2 separate regions of the Mus musculus genome follow, and region 1 is linked to region 2. A link is a loop called in an ENCODE intact Hi-C map of the cell type or tissue named here. Cell type or tissue: heart. All regions are shown on one strand. Links, peaks and the distances in the headings refer to the core of each region. The heading gives the core; the rest is flanking DNA. Region 1 overlaps Rara (retinoic acid receptor, alpha). Region 2 overlaps Cdc6 (cell division cycle 6).

Evidence for each region. Peaks named below come from ENCODE experiments on the same cell type or tissue, not always from the same donor. Only the 100,000 strongest peaks of a DNase experiment are listed, where the experiment ranks them.
Region 1: a loop joins it to region 2, with 6 times the contacts of the local background. A loop is called at or near these places in 39 of 42 quality-filtered maps.

Annotation. Positions count from the first base shown.
Region 1 is chr11:98,968,559-98,976,881 of GRCm38, reverse strand. Rara (retinoic acid receptor, alpha) reads right to left here. Exons shown (of 9, transcript NM_009024.2): 5 at 6,565-6,725; 6 at 6,213-6,389; 7 at 5,096-5,300; 8 at 4,212-4,370; 9 at 1,940-3,462. The coding sequence ends at 3,245. Among named protein-coding and RNA genes, the nearest start is that of Gjd3, 10 kb to the left of the region's middle. In heart, for the core only: CTCF peaks have their summits at 1,351 (motif pointing left), 3,061 (motif pointing right) and 4,471 (motif pointing right); DNase peaks (open chromatin) are centred at 1,361, 3,121, 4,451, 5,421 and 7 weaker places; H3K4me3 peaks cover 1,421 bases; H3K27ac peaks cover 3,210 bases.
Region 2 is chr11:98,917,822-98,926,144 of GRCm38, reverse strand. It overlaps Cdc6 (cell division cycle 6), which reads right to left. Exons shown (of 12, transcript NM_001025779.2): 10 at 6,740-6,942; 11 at 5,332-5,472; 12 at 2,203-5,029. The coding sequence ends at 4,940. Among named protein-coding and RNA genes, the nearest start is that of Cdc6, 14 kb to the right of the region's middle. In heart, for the core only: CTCF peaks have their summits at 3,674 (motif pointing left), 4,226 and 7,670; DNase peaks (open chromatin) are centred at 544, 2,914, 3,634, 7,694 and 2 weaker places; H3K4me3 peaks cover 333 bases; H3K27ac peaks cover 1,679 bases.

The DNA of each region.
Region 1 (8,323 bases), core at 282-8,281, 51 kb before region 2:
ACAGCTTGTGGAAGTTGGTTTTCTGCTCACACGGGTCCTGGGGATCAGCCTCAGGGTGTCAGGTTTGCTGGCAAGCTCCTTTCCTGCTCTGCCATGTCACCCAGGCCTCACACAACTTAGTGTCCTATTGGACGTTTGTTCACACAGTCAAGAGCCACTTGGAGGGCCCAGAGAGATGGCTGAGCAGTTTAGAAGGCATACTGTTCTCCCAGAGGGCTTGAGCTCAGTTCCCAGCACCCCATGTCAGGTGATTCCATCTCCAGGGAACCCACCATCCTCTTAGAGTCTGTGGGTATCTATCTGCAAGCACACAGAAACATGAATTGTACAAAGTTGTCAGTTCACCTATTTTGTGTATGAAACAATGTTTCCCCCTTTTTGTCTCTGGACCTTAGATAGGTCAGTTTGTACCTCCACCCTCTCTTTAGTTTCCCTATTTCTTGTTTGTTCTGTGCTGGGGACAGACCTCAGGACCTGCATATGCTGAACAAGTACTCACTTGCTTGAACCACTGCTAACCCAGAACCCTTCCTCAGTTGAGTTTCTTTTCTCCTCCTGTCTCTCTCTCTCAACAGGGTATCTCTGTGTGTAACCCTGGCTGTCCTGGAACTCAATCTATATACCAGACTGGCCTCAAACTCAGAGATCTGCCTGCCTCAGCCTCCCTCTTCTGGAGTGCCTGAAGAGAGTGGCAGTGTGCTCACATACATCAAATAAAGAAATGAATTAAAAAAAAGATTTATTTATTATATGTAAGTACACTGTAGCTGTCTTCAGACACCCAGAAGAGGGTGTCAGATCTTATTATGGATGGTTGTGAGCCATCTCTCCAGCCTTAAAGTATTTATTAATGTAGTGAAATCCCCTACTCTTTGTTCTTGCTTTATAATGCTATGTGATAGCAAATACCCTGGTTTTTCCTTTTTTAGGGCAAGATTTTACTATGTAGTCCAGGAACTTGCTGTGTTATACACCAGACTGGCCTTGAACTTGTAGTAGTCCTATTGCCTATGCCTCCTCAAGCACATACTGGTTCTTGTAAGGCCATGTACATTTATTTCAGCTAAATAACCACGTTTGAAAATTACTAGTGGGGGCTGGAGAGATGGCTCAGCGGTTAAGTATACTGACTGTTCTTCCAGAGGTCCTGAGTTCAATTCCCAGCACCCACATGGTGGCTTACAACCATCTGTAATGGGATCTGAGGGACAGTATATCACATACATAAAATAAATAAATAAATCTTAAAAAAAAAAAAGAAAAAGAAAATTACTAGTGAAGTATCTTCCCAATGCTCCCGAGACAGTGAGTTAAGTGAGCAGCTGCTGCCACCTAGTGGCTGACATAGACATGGCTAGAGCCTCTAGGGAAAGAACCGGTTGGCTCAGCTTCCCTGCCAAGGACAGAGGGACTCCAAGCACCTTGGGGTATGTGATGCATCTGGTGTCTCAGAAGTGTTTCCCCAAGGAAGAACCCCAGGTTGAGCAGGGACCCTGAGTGCTCAACTTGCCACTGTGTGTCACCCTGGGCAAGGAAGGACATTGGTTTCCCTGGGCTGAGATATGACAGTAAGGAACTGATAGTGGCAGGATTGTGAACATCAAGTGTAGCCACTGGTCTGTCACTGGGTAACTTCAAGGCCAGGGGCTCTGAGGCCAAGGACTGGCTTCCTCTCTCAGATTGTGGGGAGGGGCTTTCCTCCTCCTCCTGCTCAGCTCTCCTTTCCCAGAATCCCCCGCTGTAGGTGAGACTCTCCCTGCCCCCGGTTTGAGGCCACTGCCAGATTGGGTCTATCTCAGCTCTCAGGGTCTCTGGCCAAGTCTTTGGCACTTAGTGCTTGTGCCAAGCCACTGTGACCCAGAGCCTGTAGAAAGTTCCCATCTTGAGTCCCCTGCCCAGACAGGGAGAGGAGAGGGTGGAGGCAGAGAGGCAAGAGGCATTATAGAATAAATAGAACTTTATTCTTTCTCCAGTAGATCTCAGTGGAAACCCAGCAGGAACAGGTGCGCCAGTGGGCTCCAGGGTGAGACCCCACCCAGGCAGGAGGGCAAGGTAGAGCCTGCTCCCCCAGCCCAGGGGTGTAGGGGAGGGGACCCCCTGGAGTCCCGTCCTGCGGGGCAAGGAGGGGGCCAAGAGGGGTTGGGGGTAGGCTGGGGGAATTGGAGGAACTCAGGCCGTGTGTGTGTGTGTGTGTGTGTGTGTGTGTGTGTGTGTGTGTGTGTGTGTGTGTGTTGAAGGGCCCCATGGGGTGCTGGTGGCTATGAGGCTGGGGGCTGGGGTAACTTGGACCCCTTAGCCGGCCCCTTCACAGTGGGGCTGGGGCTTGGATGAAGTGAGCTCTGACGGGCAGTGAGGAGGAACAGTCTATCCCAGGGGCCCTAGCTTCACCCTTACCCTGATTATTGGTGGGTAGGGGGACAAGCCAAAAGCCAGGATCCTCTCCTCCCAGGGATAGCTGCCCAAGATGCCCACACCCAGTGGCTGGGCAGAGGGGGGAGGGGAAGCTGCTTTCCTGCACGGGACAGGGAAGGTGGCCTTGGAAAGTTAGTATTTCACAGTATTAGAGAAAACTGAGGAGCAAAGACTGGGATGTGGGAGCATCTGCTGGGACATCAAAGGAGAGGGGATCCCTTCCGAGCCCTGCCCGTCCCCGGGACCCACCCCCTTCAGCTCGAGATCCAGCTCCCCCAATACACAGCACAAATTCCTTCAGTATAAATGTGCTTAAAATGAAAATTCTTATTAAAAAAAACCAAAAAACAAAAAAACAAAAACAAAAAAATTAAAATAAAAACAAAACCAACGAGAATTAATATCTGGGGATTGGTACGCAGGATATGTACAGGGAGTCTCCCCCACCCTGGGCACCCTCTGTCACCATCCAAAGCGGGGGTCGGGGGGAAGTCCCCATCTGGGGAGCGATGGCTTGAGTTCCGAGGACAGGGAGCCAGGTCCCGGCGTTTGCTGGTGATGAAGACGTGGCAAGGTGGGTGAGGGCTCAGGCCCAGGTCCTCATGTGGCTCAACGCCTGGCCCGATGCCAGCCCAGGCTGCCGGAAGAGGGCAGTCCATCTTGGGTCCAGGCCTCTGTCCACAGAGTCACTGCCTTCTCCTTCCTGTCCCCCCTGGAAGGTACCCAGTTCTGTCTGAGAGGACAAGCGGGCCCGGGGCCGACAGGTCACACGGCCAGCAGGAAGGCAGAGAAAGCCAGGGCAGGGGTGAGGGCTGTCCGTGTGTCGAGGTGGTCATGGGGATTGGGTGGCTGGGCTGCTTCTGTGGGAGCTGGGACTGAGGCTGGGGCTACAGCTACCCGGAGGGGGGGCCAGGCCACCCCCATCTCGTGTTCCGCCCCCCGACTGTCCGCTTAGAGTGTCCAAGCCCTCAGAGTTCTCCAGCATTTCCTGGATCAGCGGTGGCATGGAGCCTGGGATCTCCATCTTCAATGTGATCACCCGTTCAGCTCCTGTGGGGAAGGAGGTGGGGGTCAGAGACCTGGCCCAGAAGGGAGGGTCACAGGGTAAGGGGATCACTGCCACCCACCTGGGCATCTACCACGCACTGCACCTGCACCTGGGGCTTGTGCCCGCATCACAGGCCTGCTCTCCTGAGCCCATGGTGTGGTGACTGGGTGAAGCATTCTAAATTCAGGCTTGGCTTATCTAGATTTGGCCCCTATGCCTCATGTTTAATCCAGCAGGTGCTTCCAAACACCATCGCCATCCCTCCACTGCCCTCCCACCCCCCAGGAAAATGAGGCTCAGAGCTGGCAAATGCAGTTTTCACAGACCACACCCACATGACCTATTACGGAGGCCTGTCTTAAAGTACCACGGAGAAGTGACAGCTAGAGAGTCCCAGCCTAGACAGATGGGGACATGCCAGGTTCAGACGAGGAAGACACCATGTAGATGCCAAGACGTGAGGTGCCAGCTTGACTGTGGGCAGTGGTCCTAAGCCAGTCCTGGGTGGGCCTTCCTCTAGGTCAATGGTTCTCGGCCTTCCTAATGGCGCAACCCTTTAATACAGTTCCTCATGTTGTGGTGACCCCCCAACCATAAAATTATTCTGTTGCTACTTCAAATCTGTAATTGGGCTGTTATGAACTGTCAGGTAAACACCTGACACGAGGCTCACTGTGAGAGTCATGTGACCCCAGAGGGGTTTCGACCCCTTATGTTGGAAACCACTCCTGGTGGTGAAGATGACACTCACCCTTGGCGCTGATGCTCCGAAGGTCTGTGATCTTCATCAGCATCTTGGGGAACATGTGGGGTCGGCTGGGCCTCCGTTTCCGGACGTAGACTTTCAGTGCTTCCAGCAGCGGCTCTTGCAGCATGTCCACCTTGTCTGGCTGCTCCAGGTCCTGTCGGTCTGAGCACAAAACTGTCCCTGAGCAGGAGCCCCACCCCACCCCTAGCCAACTCCACCAACCGAGAATACACACAGCTGCTTTCCCAGATCTGGCCACTTGGGGGCGGGTCTGCCCAAGTCACAGAGGGCAGAAGGCTGCTCCCATATACCTGGCCACAGGGTAGGCCAGGAAGGGTCTCTGGGCTGGTAGGCAAGAAGAGAAGCTTTCTACTCTAAAAAAAAGAGTGGGGTGTGGGCTTCTCAAAGCTCAGCAGCTATGGTGGTGGAGATGGACACCCCTGGCCCAACACGGGTAGCGCTCCTCATAGAAAGCAGGGACGTCCCAGCAGGTCACCATCATTACTACAGCAGTGTGACATGGAATAAAATAATAATTAACATTAACTGTTAACTGGGTCTTATTCTTTTTGTTTGTTTTTGTTTTTCGAGACAGGGTTTCTCTGTATAGCTCTGGCTGTCCTGGAACTCACTCTGTAGACCAGGCTGGCCTCAAACTCAGAAATCCACCTGCCTCTGCCTCCCGAGTGCTGGGATTAAAGGCGTGCGCCACCACGTCCGGCCTGGGTCTTATTCTTGACCCAGGTCTCAGATGAAGATCACAGACCTTCGGAGCTTATTCTAGACTGGTGCTTGCTGCCTGAGACCCTGGTCTTGTGTGCCCAGAGTCCGGACCTGCCCCTCCAGGCCTCCACATGCCTCCTGAGAGCCACCAGCGCCTCACCCACCTCCACAGATGAGGCAGATGGCACTGAGCAGTCCAGTCTCAGCATCGTCCATCTCCAGGGGCAGCAGCTGGTTGGCGAAGGCAAAGACCAAGTCGGTGAGGGGGCCAAAGCCAGCGTTGTGCATCTGAGTCCGGTTCAGGGTCAGTCCATCTGAGAAGGTCATTGTGTCTTGCTCAGGCGTGTACCGCGTGCAGATTCGCAGAATCTGGGTGCAGAGGGTGTACACAAGGTTCAGAGGCTGGAGGCGCCCCCACCTTCTGGCCCAGCAGCCCCTGGCACACCAGTTCCAGCATCCCCAGAGGCCTCTCTCTTGCCCTGGCAAGCAGCCAGAGCATGGCTGGCTGACAAGAATTTCCTCCAGTGATGGAAAGGTTCTGTCTGCAGCATCCGAGGCAGTAGCCACCGGCCCCATGTGGCTACCGAGCACTCGAGAAGTGGCTAATGCAACGGAGGGACTGAACTGAGTCTAATTGTAATTAAATTTAAATAGGCGCGCATCTCCACCGCTACTGCTCCGGGCAGCAGATCTAGGCCACGCTGCCTTCGTATAGAGAAATCACGAGGGAAAGGAGTTTCCAGCCAGCAAGAAACAAGGCAGATCTGTTCCTAGGACCATCCCATTCAACCCCAACAGTTCGTACCCAATGGCGCCTCCCCCATCTGTGCACTGGGGACCCGGCACTTGATGACCTTCCCTTCCCAGAAGCCTCTCCACACTTCTAGTTCTCCACCTAGGATGTGTCTTTGAAGGAATAGGTGGTGGACTGAACCCCTGAGAGTGATTATGGGGAGTCCTCCTCTTAGCCTTCACTCGTGACAGTTCTTATTACGTCCAGCATCCCGCTCACAACTCAGGCCACCAAACGCTCTGGCGTGCCAACTCCATCCAGCACTGTGTCCCAGCAGCAGACCTTTCTACTTCCTGTTCCCAGGATAATGCCACCTTCCCACAACACAGCTAAGTGGACAAGGTGCCCACAGGAGTGGAAGAAAGTGGCCCAACGTGAGCGGTGGGGGATTTGGATTCGGGGGAAAGCATCGGGGAAAGTGGCCATCTGGCTGGGAACAGATCCTACAAGGGCCGGAACCCGGCTGGAGAGCAGGGGCAGACTCTCACCAGGATATCCAGGCAGGCAGCCTTGAGGAGGGTGATCTGGTCGGCGATGGTGAGGGTGGTGAAGCCGGGAAGCTGCTTGGCGAACTCCACAGTCTTAATGATGCACTTGGTGGAGAGTTCACTGAACTTGTCCCAGAGGTCAATGTCCAGGGAGACTCGTTGTTCTGAGCTGTTGTTCTGGGGGAGGCAGGGAGGGTCAGGGCCTCAGCTACGGCACTGGCACCCGCTTCAGCCTGGCCGCTCGCTGCCTTTCGCCCTCTGCTCAGCCTACACTTCCTGACAGTGTAGGAGGAGACAGGGGAAGGGCAGCAGAGGCGGCCTGGGTGTGCAGTACCCCTCGCGGCTGGCATACCGTAGTGTACTTGCCCAGCTGGCAGAGGGCCGGGAAGGTCTCCTGGTGCGCTTTGCGAACCTTCTCAATGAGCTCGCCCACCTCAGGCGTCAGCGTGTAGCTCTCTGAGCACTCGGGCTTGGGTGCCTCTTTCTTCTTTTTGTTTCGATCGTTTCGCACCGCTGGGGGGAGGGAGGGGTGGAAGGGGGGACATGGGTTGGTTAGAGAGTGACTGCTTTTGGCTCGGGGTCGTCCAGCCTATGCTGTCCACCACCCAGACAGACACACACAGACAGACAGACAGATCCACAAAACAGTGCCCCACACTAACCTGTCTGACTCATATCCTAAATCCTATTTTAGGGCCTGGGACTGTGGCTGAGGCCACACCACACATGTGCACATATGCCCTCCGCCAGTGTGTGGTACCCTGTCGTCATGCACCCATGGCAGCAGCCCACACTCTAAGAACATGTGCCCAGGTTGGCAGTCACACACACTGAGTCCCCGCTTTGGTGCCTGCCAGGAATCCCTGCTGTCCCAGCTCTCCTGGCAGCGATCTCCCTGGGGGATTCCTAAGACTGGCTCAAAGCAGCTTCCCTGGGCAGGCAGGGAATAAGGCTCCCCAACCAGAGAATGGGGGCCCCCTGGCAGAAGAATCTCTTGGCCCATTAGCCGGGGAGCTGACAGATCGCTGGGAGGGGGGCGCTGAGCCGCACACACCGCTCGGGCTTTAAAGAAGCGATGGGGTCGTTACCAGCCGATTATCCCAGACACACAATCACTCACAGGGCCTCCGTGGCGGCTGCTGACGCGGGAGGAAGGAAGGGTGGGGGTGGGGGTCCAGGGAGGGGACGGGGGGGGGGTGATGGGGGGGGAAGCTGGCATAATTTGGAGATCACTCATGTCGATTCTGCAAATTCAATAAAGTGCAGGGGAGAGAAGGGAGAGGCAGAGTGGGGGATAATTTGGGAAGAGAAAATTGCAGCTGTGACAAGACGTTTATCATTCGGAAGCTTTAATTCTATTGAAATGGCAGCTGCTCAGCTCCGGGGCACGGAGCAGCCGGGAGAGGGAGAGGAGGGAGAGAAAGAAAGGGGGAGTTGTTGTGGGAAGGAGAGGGGGTCCCCACCCTCGTCCTGTTCTAATAGTTCAAAGAAGGAAGGTGGGGCAAAGGGAGAAGGAAGTGACGGCCCCTTTACCAAAAGGTCTCAGTTCTGCACGTCCCAAGTTGTCACAGACTCTGCAGAGGACCGTCACTAGTCACTACTTCCTGAGTACAAGACCAGCACTCCCGTGTCTCTGGTGACAGGAGGCAGCAGGATATCCAGCTCCCCAATTCCTGGCTGGGGCTGCTGGTGCATTAGTCAGAACCATCTTTCTCAGCACCCCTCCCCACAAAGGGCTGGAGGGGGTCTTGCAGCCCCCTCCCCCACCTCATCCCCCAAGGCTCGGGCTCCATGGCAACGGCCACGCAGACAAGGAGGCGTCTGTCAGCGTCATTTATCTCTGACATCATCAATCACTGGTCACCACGGCAACACCCATGATTCAACACAAGAGGGTCTCCCCGTCCAGCCCTCCCCTCTGTCCCTCCCTCCGTCAGGGCCTCAGCTGAGCCCAAACTGGAAACCCCCTTTCCTCTGGGATCTGAGAAGCCCAATTCTCTTCCAACTCAGGGTTCCAGGTTTATCCAGACAATGGCTTCAGGGGGTCCTATGTCAGCCCCCCCATACATACAGACCAACTTCACACCTTTTCGAGTTCAGGCCTCTCCCTT
Region 2 (8,323 bases), core at 192-8,191:
ATTCGGGGAGGGGTGGCGCAGGGGAAAGGGAAGCAGACCTAGTCTCTCATCAGCTGAGGATGAAACCAAGCTCCGGGAGAAGTGCAGGCCCCGCTGCCACAGGATATCCTTGTACCCGGGATTGGAGGTTCCCCGTCCCTCTCCCCCTCCCCCCGCTGAACGCTGGCCTCTAGCTAGCTGTAGGCAGAACCCAGCCGGGCAGCTGGCCTTCATTAACTCCAGCTTTTTCGCCCCCCACTGTGAACCCACAGCTTCTACAGGCCTAGGCTACAGGGGGCTGCCCTAGTCTGACCTTGCAGCTGATACTGGGGTTGGGGGGTACCGCAGCAAAGGCCAAGTTACCAGCTGAAAAGAAAGTCAAGGGAGACTCCTTTTTCCCACTGGGAGCAAGCAGAGAGGAAAGGGGTGTGGGGGTGAGATGGTGGAGGGGGGGGGGAATTTAGGGCAAACAGCAGGCAGTGAAGTCAGCTGGATTGAGGCCCAGAAACCCCCACACCCCGAGGCCAAGTCTTACTCTAGCTTTGCTTTCAGCTAGAGTCTTGGCGAGGCCCCAAACTAGGGAAGGCCCTGGCTGCCCCTTTCCGCCTCCCTGCCCCCACCCTTATTAAATACACATTTTATCTCTCAGCATCTTCATTATCTTAACTGAAGGAGACAAGCAGTGGATGGCGGCGGCAGAGAGCGTCAGGGGAGGGGGGGCTGTGGGGAGCAGGCGCACCCTTGTTACAAAGTTGCTGATCTAGCTCTTTCAGGCAGTGTGGGAAACGGAGGAGGGATCAAAGCGATTGAGGCTGATTCAGAACTCAATTAGAAATTAAAAAAAAAGAAGAAGAAAACCGGGGAGCCACTCTCCTTTTGCCAGCCTGCAGTCTTCAGCCAGCCCCTTGCACCCAATTAGCTTCTACTGGTAGCCTCTGGACTGGTGGAATTGCACCATGAGACCAGAGGACACACACTTAGGCCTCAGCCACCTTTCTCTTTGGTGGAGAAGACATCAGGAGGAAACGGAGATAATACAACCCCCCCCCCCCCCACACACACACACAGAGCTAAAAAGTAGGACATCAAAGGTGGCTTCCTCCCCAAGTCCCCAGTGCCCAGCCACAGCTTTCTGGGCAATCTCTGGGGACCTGAGTTAACTTCTTGACAGACCTACTTCTCCCTAGCCTGTAGGCAAGTCTCCAACCCACAGCCAAAACCTCCCTGAAGCAACAGAGGTTGCCTGAAGCAAATTAGTAGCATGTCCAAGGGACGGGCTGCAAGGCCCTGGGACTGCCAGAAGGCGGCATTTTTGCAGGGTCCCAGCCCACCTGAGTGTGTCTGCGCCCTGCAGTTTACCTCCAGCTGAGGACTGTTTTCTAGATGGGGGGTGGTGGTGGGGAAGGCAGTCCCTTCCTGGTTTCATTCACTGAATAGCAACCAAGAGTAAGCACTGGAGACCGATACAAATGTAAATAAAGTCTGCAGAGGGCTTCTCCTATGCTGTCTCTTAAACCATAAATAAAACCACTTTGCCCCCAGTCCCCGAGAGTCCAGATATTTTTGTGTTTGTGAAGGTTAAAGGTCAATTGTAGGTGTCTTTTTTTAAAAAATAACTACAGGGGTGTCTCTCACCTTTACTGACCAAGCAGAGGCGGTCCAGCCAAAAAGCCCTAAGGACCTTCCTGGCTCAGCCTCCTCACTGCTAGAATTAAAGTCCTCATGTGTGAATGTGTGGCAGAGTGGCCTGGAGATTGAATTGGGGCTTCCCGTTTGCACAGTAAGCACTTTGCCAACTGAACTGTCAAGGTTTGTCTGTCTGTCTGTCTGGTTTTTGGTGGTGTCTTTCCTTTCCAGCCCCAGCACTGAGGACTGAACCCAGGGCCTTGTGCCTATCAGGCAAGCCCGAGAACTCTTTTATTAAGTTGTCCAGGTTGGCCTTGAACTTGTCCTGTGTAGCCGGGACTGCAGGCCTGTACCACCAAGTCTAGTTTGTTGTGTATCTTTAGAAAGTCCGTACAGGCAGGGCGGACTGAGAATGTGGTTCAGTGGTGATGTTCCTGCGCTGGGGTGGGGGTGGGGCAAGGAGCAATGGGAAGGGAGGGAAGGAAAAGGGCTCTGCCAAGTTTTCTGATTTTTGGGTAGCTAGGCTGGACCTCACACACTCTTGGAATTAGCTAGCCACAGGCAAGTCTTCATTGAGCCAGAAATGGCAGAGGCATCTTGGGGTTGGAATTCATACCAACTTTATTGAGTCTATGTTCTTTCCATAGCGATACCTGACACTATGGAAACTTAATCTGGTTCTTAAAATAACAACAACAACAATAATAACAATAATAATAATGACAAACCAGGATACACACACCCCAGTGTCTTCAAAAGGAGGAAATGTAGGTCAGCATCTTTGCCACTACGCCATGTGGCCTAAGATCCTGGCAAAAACTAGCAACCACAGGCCCATCCCTTTCCACTTAAACTCCCACCACCTTCCCATAGCTTCCAGCTTCGGTGAGAAAAAGCAGCAAGGAAAGGCCTCTCTCCTCCTTTCCGCCTCGGCGTCTGAATTACACTTAAGACTTTGCTGACAAACATACATCAGCCTCTGCTCCCACAAGGGCAGCGGAAGCCAAGCAGGGACTCTAAGTCTGCTTCACGCATCACTGACACAACCCACCCTGTTCCAATTGCTGAAGCCTTAAGAGTAGCAATGACCTAGAAATCGACAGTGTGTGTGGGGTGTGTGTGTGTGTGTGCTGAAGGAAACAAAACAGTCCACAGAAAGCCCTATTTCCAAATGGGGAGAAGACAGAGAGAGGGGAAGGAACTTGGCCCCTTTGAATCTGTAAATGCAATCTTGGCTAGAAGCCAGGGAGGATACAGCCCAGTCCCACTGAGAGTCAAACCCTGTTCCTGACTCAAGCCCTGCAGTTAAGAGGAAGGCGCCAAGCCTCAACTACATCGGAGGCGGGGAGGCCGCTCCTCTTTGGGCAGGATCCTACTATGGACACAGAACAGACAGCAGCTGCCCACAGTGTGGAAACAAACTGTAAAGCAGTCACGTCTCTTAAGGCTGCAGCATCCAATAAAATGTAATTTAAATCAAGCCTCACATCTGTTCTCAATCCCATTCGGTCTCTGCTTCCCATCAGTCTTCGGACAATCTTTACAGTTGTGCTCGTTAACCCTTACAGTTCCAGACTCTCTCCAAACTCCTTGGGAGAGTATGGTCTTGTGCACCGCCCCAGAGGGAATGTGTATTCTATGAGTGAGTGCTTGGCATCCAATCTCCTCTCTACAGTCTTCTGCAGTGGGCAGTGTGCATCTCAGAGGGCGTCGAGCGAGCCCTCCTATCTCATCCCAGCACATCCCATCCCATCCCATCCCATCCCACCTGCTGTGGGGTTCAGATCGCTTTACAAGGATAATGTGCAGGCTGCATCAAACAGTGGCCAACAGATCTCCTGTACCCATATCAGATTCCCAAGCTCGGGGCCGGATCAGGCATCGGGGCAGCAGCCTCGCCTGGAGAAAAGCAAAGACTCAGACAGTTCATCCCAGGCATGGTTTGCTCCCAAGCACTTAGCCAGGTACGAATGCATCAGCAACCTCCCAAACAAGTCGGACTCAGGCACCTTCCTGCCCCTTCCCTCAAAACCACCCTTGCCCGGGCCACACTTTCAAAGCGGCGTTGTAATGGTGCCCTCTGGTGTCCCTGTCACAAACTGCCACTTGATGCCAGGAAGATGAACTTCTCTAGGGAGCCTAGAAAGAGGGGCTCAGATGAAAATTCATCCGGAGCTGCATCCTATTGAAACAATGGCTCTGTCTGAGGGAAGCTAACCCTGAGGCAAAGTGTGAGAGAGTATTTCCACTTGCTAGTTATTTTTAATTTTGTTGTTGTTGTTTCTGGAGTCTCTGTAGACCAGACTGTCCTGGAACATGTCTGAAACACAGGGACCCGCCTGCCTCTATCTATCACCTGCGGGCTGGGATTTAAGGGTGTGTACTACCAAGGCCCGATGAGAAGGTATTTTCTTATTAACCTCTGAAAACCTAAGCTACCATGGAGTGTGGCTGCTTAAAAAGACGAACACAAACCCATAAAATGGCTTGAAGGGTAGGCGCTGGTCGCCAGCCAAGTTTGATGGCCCGAGCTCAGTCCTAGCGGTCCACACCGTAGAAGGCAAACAGCGACTCCTGCTGCTTGACTCGGATATGAACACCTATGTGCCCGAAAACCCAGAGACAACAAATGCAGCCCAGACAAACGAAACTTGAAAATAAATATATTCACAATCTGTAGTTATTCTCCTCGTCACCCCCATACTGGTGGGGAGCACGGGAGATTCTTCATCAGTCCTTAAAAAGTCCAGGGCAGCAACACCTGTCACATGAATGAGGCATCCTCTGAACACAATGCCCTTCCACGGAGGCTCGTAAATTTTCCTGGATCATTCCATTTCATCCTTCTAAACTTCAAAGTTCTTTACAAAATATATCCTTTGTAGACAGAGGTAATACATACACACACTCTCCAACACAAGTCCGTATATACTCGTAGGCACTGTGTTTAGGAATGTGAAAGGGGAAAAGTACTGAACATTGCTTTAAAAAGGGCCACTGTTTTTATTCTTACAGAGTCTCATGTAGTCCAGGCCAGCTCAAGCTCACTATGTAGCAAAGGATGGCCTTTAACTCTTGACTCTATTTCCCAAGTGCTGGGATCACAGGCATAAAAGTCACCACACCCAGCTACTCGGTCATTTTTATGGGTAAAACCAGTAAGAACCAAAGATATCAGCCAGCGCTAACACTCATGAATCCATACACTAAAATTTACTGGTGCGGAGTAAAAAAGGCCGTAACTGTTTCCAAACGACCTTACTAAAATGAAGATTCTGGGGGCTCTCAAATGCCAGTGGGAGGGACACCTGCAAGTGCCATGAGTAAGAGCCATTCAGGGCAGACCAGCAGCGAGGATGTTCCCGGTGAAAGCTTTGCCGTTCAGGACATGCTCTATTTCCTTTTCTTCAATCTTCAGAGACACCTGGAAAGAGAAGAGGTCTTTCTGTGATGACGAACATCGGCGCTCACGCATGCACACACTTGCAGGCGCACACGCTGTTACACCCCCCTATCATATTCCATTCTCCTCAAATGGACAGGTTAACTGCTGCCATCCTCAATGGCCCGAATCACATCACTCCGTTGTCCTCACATCCTAAGCCCTAGCTGGCAGAAAAGCAAACTGTTCACTAGTCACTTCTAATCGTTACTTTGGCAGAGGACACGCTCGCCAAGACAGGACAATTAAAAGCAGGGACACGCACAAAAAGCCATTACTTGTACCTTGGTGAGGCGGCTCTCCTTATTTTTCTTTAATCCCACAAGGCCCCTGGACTCCAGGAGTCCTGAAAGGGACAAACACTCAGACTGGTCTACGGCCGTCACCTGCTGTTTGCGACAGATGCTACTGTAGGCTTCATATAACTGGGAGGAAATGAGGGAGAACAAGTGTCACTTACAAGCCACATCTCATAACCTTACAGATGAAAAACAAAAAGAAAGAAGCCCAGAAACTGTGTCTTAAGTTATCTGAATATCTCCCCTCCCACTTTTACTGACCCCTCGAATTGGCAACAGACCTTCCGAACCCCCAATACTTTATGTGATTCTTCTTTAAAAAAAAAAAAAAAAGCTAGAGTGGTGGCATATGCCTTTAATCCTAGCACTTGGGAGGCAGAGGCAGATTTGAGTTCGAGGCCAGCCTGGTCTACAAAGTGAGTTCCAGGACAGCCAGAGCTACACAGAGAAACTCTTGTCTCCAAAAACCAAAACCAAAAAAATTTATTATATGTGAGAACACTGTAGCTGTCTCCAGATGCACCAGAAGAGGGCATCAGATCTCATTACGGGTGGTTGTGAGCCACCATGTGGTTGCTGGGATTTGAACTCAGGACCTTCAGAAGAGCAGTCAATGCTCTTAACTGCTGAGCCAGATTTATTTTATTTTGTGTTTTGCTGCCATGCATTTATGTATGTGTACCATGCTCATGCCTAGATGCCCACGGAGAACAGAAGAGTTGTTGGATCCCCTGGCACTAAAGGTACAGATCCAGATGTTTGTGAGCCACCATGTGGGTGTTGGGGATGGAACCTGGGTCTTCCGCACAAGCAGTTGTTAGTGACTGCCCAGTTTTCTTACTCTAAGGTAGAACTTAGGAACGGGACTTTACGTAAGTTTGGGGAGGGGTTGGGGGAGGACCATAGATGCAAAGACAAAGGTGGGTTCTACACAGCCCTGGCTGGCAATCACCCTGGCTCTGCCTCCTAGCTACCAGGATTACAAGTATGGTACCGCTCTATCTGGTTCATGGCTAACTCAGTTTTTAAATTTTCGGGTAGGGGGCTAAGGGTGGTGAGACAGGATCTTTCTGTATAGCCCTGCCTGGCTCTCCTGGAACTCACTAGGATTAGACTGGCCCAGAGTTCAGAGATCCACCTGCCTCTGCCTCCCAGAGTTTTGTTATTAAAGGCGTGAGCCACCACCGCCTGGCCTCAACTCATGTTTCTGAGACAATGTCTCACGACGGTGTAGCCTTGGCTGGCCTAGAATTCCCTACATAGACCAAGCTCTGGGTCAAATGTAGCAAAAGCTCCACTCGGCCCTGCCTCCTACTCATCGTTAATTCCCAGGGCCTTTTGGAAAGTAGCTTTGGCAAAGCCTCAGCCCCACCTGCTGAGACGCGAAGCTTACCTTCCCCAGGGTGACCTCTTTGATTTTCAGCCGCCGGGTCAAAAGCAGCAAAGAGCAAACCAGGATCTTCTGCTGGAGAGGAAGGGAATCCTGTGTGTTTTCTTGGCTCAAAGTCACCCTGTTCCCATCAACTTCCGAAATGACTTGGGATATGTGAGCAAGACCAACGCGCTTGGGGACCGGCGACTCGCTGGGTGATTTACCTGCAAAGTAAGCAAACTTTGTCCAATTCAGTTCCTTTCCTTCCCTCCTTCCCTTTGTGTAGCTGTCCTCAAAATCTGTCCTCTGCTTCCTGAGTGCTAGCACCACCACCATCTGGCACTTTACTCCATTTCGAAGATAATCGCCTGTGTATGTGCGGAGACACATGATGCAGGTTTTAGCTAAAGGAAACCCCCAGACCCACGTAACGGCACAGCAGAGTTCTGTTTCTGGGGCGGAAGGTGAGGGAAAAGGCAGTTCCAGAAAGCAGGCTTGCCTTTTCTCTAGGAAATAACGACCCAGTCATCTTGTCCTTTCGGATGTAGTTTCGTGTTGAGAAGATAACGAATCTACCCTCCTGAATAAGCAAGAACCCAGACAGATGCCAGCAAGCCTGGCTAACGGCCTCAGAGGTTGGCCGGGGAGTGAAGTCGGGCGCCATAGCACTTGCCTTGCTCAAGGACCCTCAGTTAATCCTCAGCCTAAGACTCTGAAGCAAAGACGACTGCCTGATCGTTACGAAAGGAAAAGGAACAGTTGGAAAAATTATCTAATATTTTAATTAGATATGAGTCAGATGGGCGGGTAAGCGTGGCCAGGAAAAGTCAGTCCCACCTCAGGCCCCGCCCCCAGACGGCTTTCCCAAATGACCTCTGAGGTTCAGTCACAGTGTCCAAACTATTTGGCAAGAAACTTGAGAAAATGCCACGGGCTAGCCTAGCATGTAGTACCTACCCTCCCCAGAGCCGGAAGCTGAGCACAGCGGTGAGCACACAGAGGCCCATGGCCCCACTGTTTGGAGAAGCACTGCTGTGAGAGACAGGGCTTGCTCTCTAACAACCCATGCCTGCAGTTACTTCCTGAGGCCATCTGCACTTGCCCCACACCAATCTGCTTCGATTGCTTTACCACAAGCAGGAAGCTGCAGAAGGCTAATAGAGAAACCAGAGCTCCCAAACGGAGGAGCACAAGTCCCACAATGAAGGGAACTTGGAAGTCTCTCCTTACTCCCCACACAATGGCAAAGCCCCCTCTAAAACAATCCCAGCACGACACCTACCCCATTTTCCTGTTTCATGGTTTAAGAGTCCCCTGTGCTGGCCCTGAACTTGTAGTGACCATGCTGAGTGCTGGAATCACTGGTATGGCCCACCATCCTGGACGTCTCGCCAACTTTTTGTTGCCTATCTTCAGTGCTGGGGAACCTTTATTTCTGTGCATTAGAACATTCCTTGTATTTAGTTGAAGTCACCGTCTGTATAGCTTACTATACAGCAAGGCCACTGAAACCAGTCCTAAATGCGTATCAGAAGTCAAAAGAGGGGATCAGGTTACTTCTGTAATCTAGACCTGGGAGCTCTTTCAGCAGCGTGTGCCAGTGCT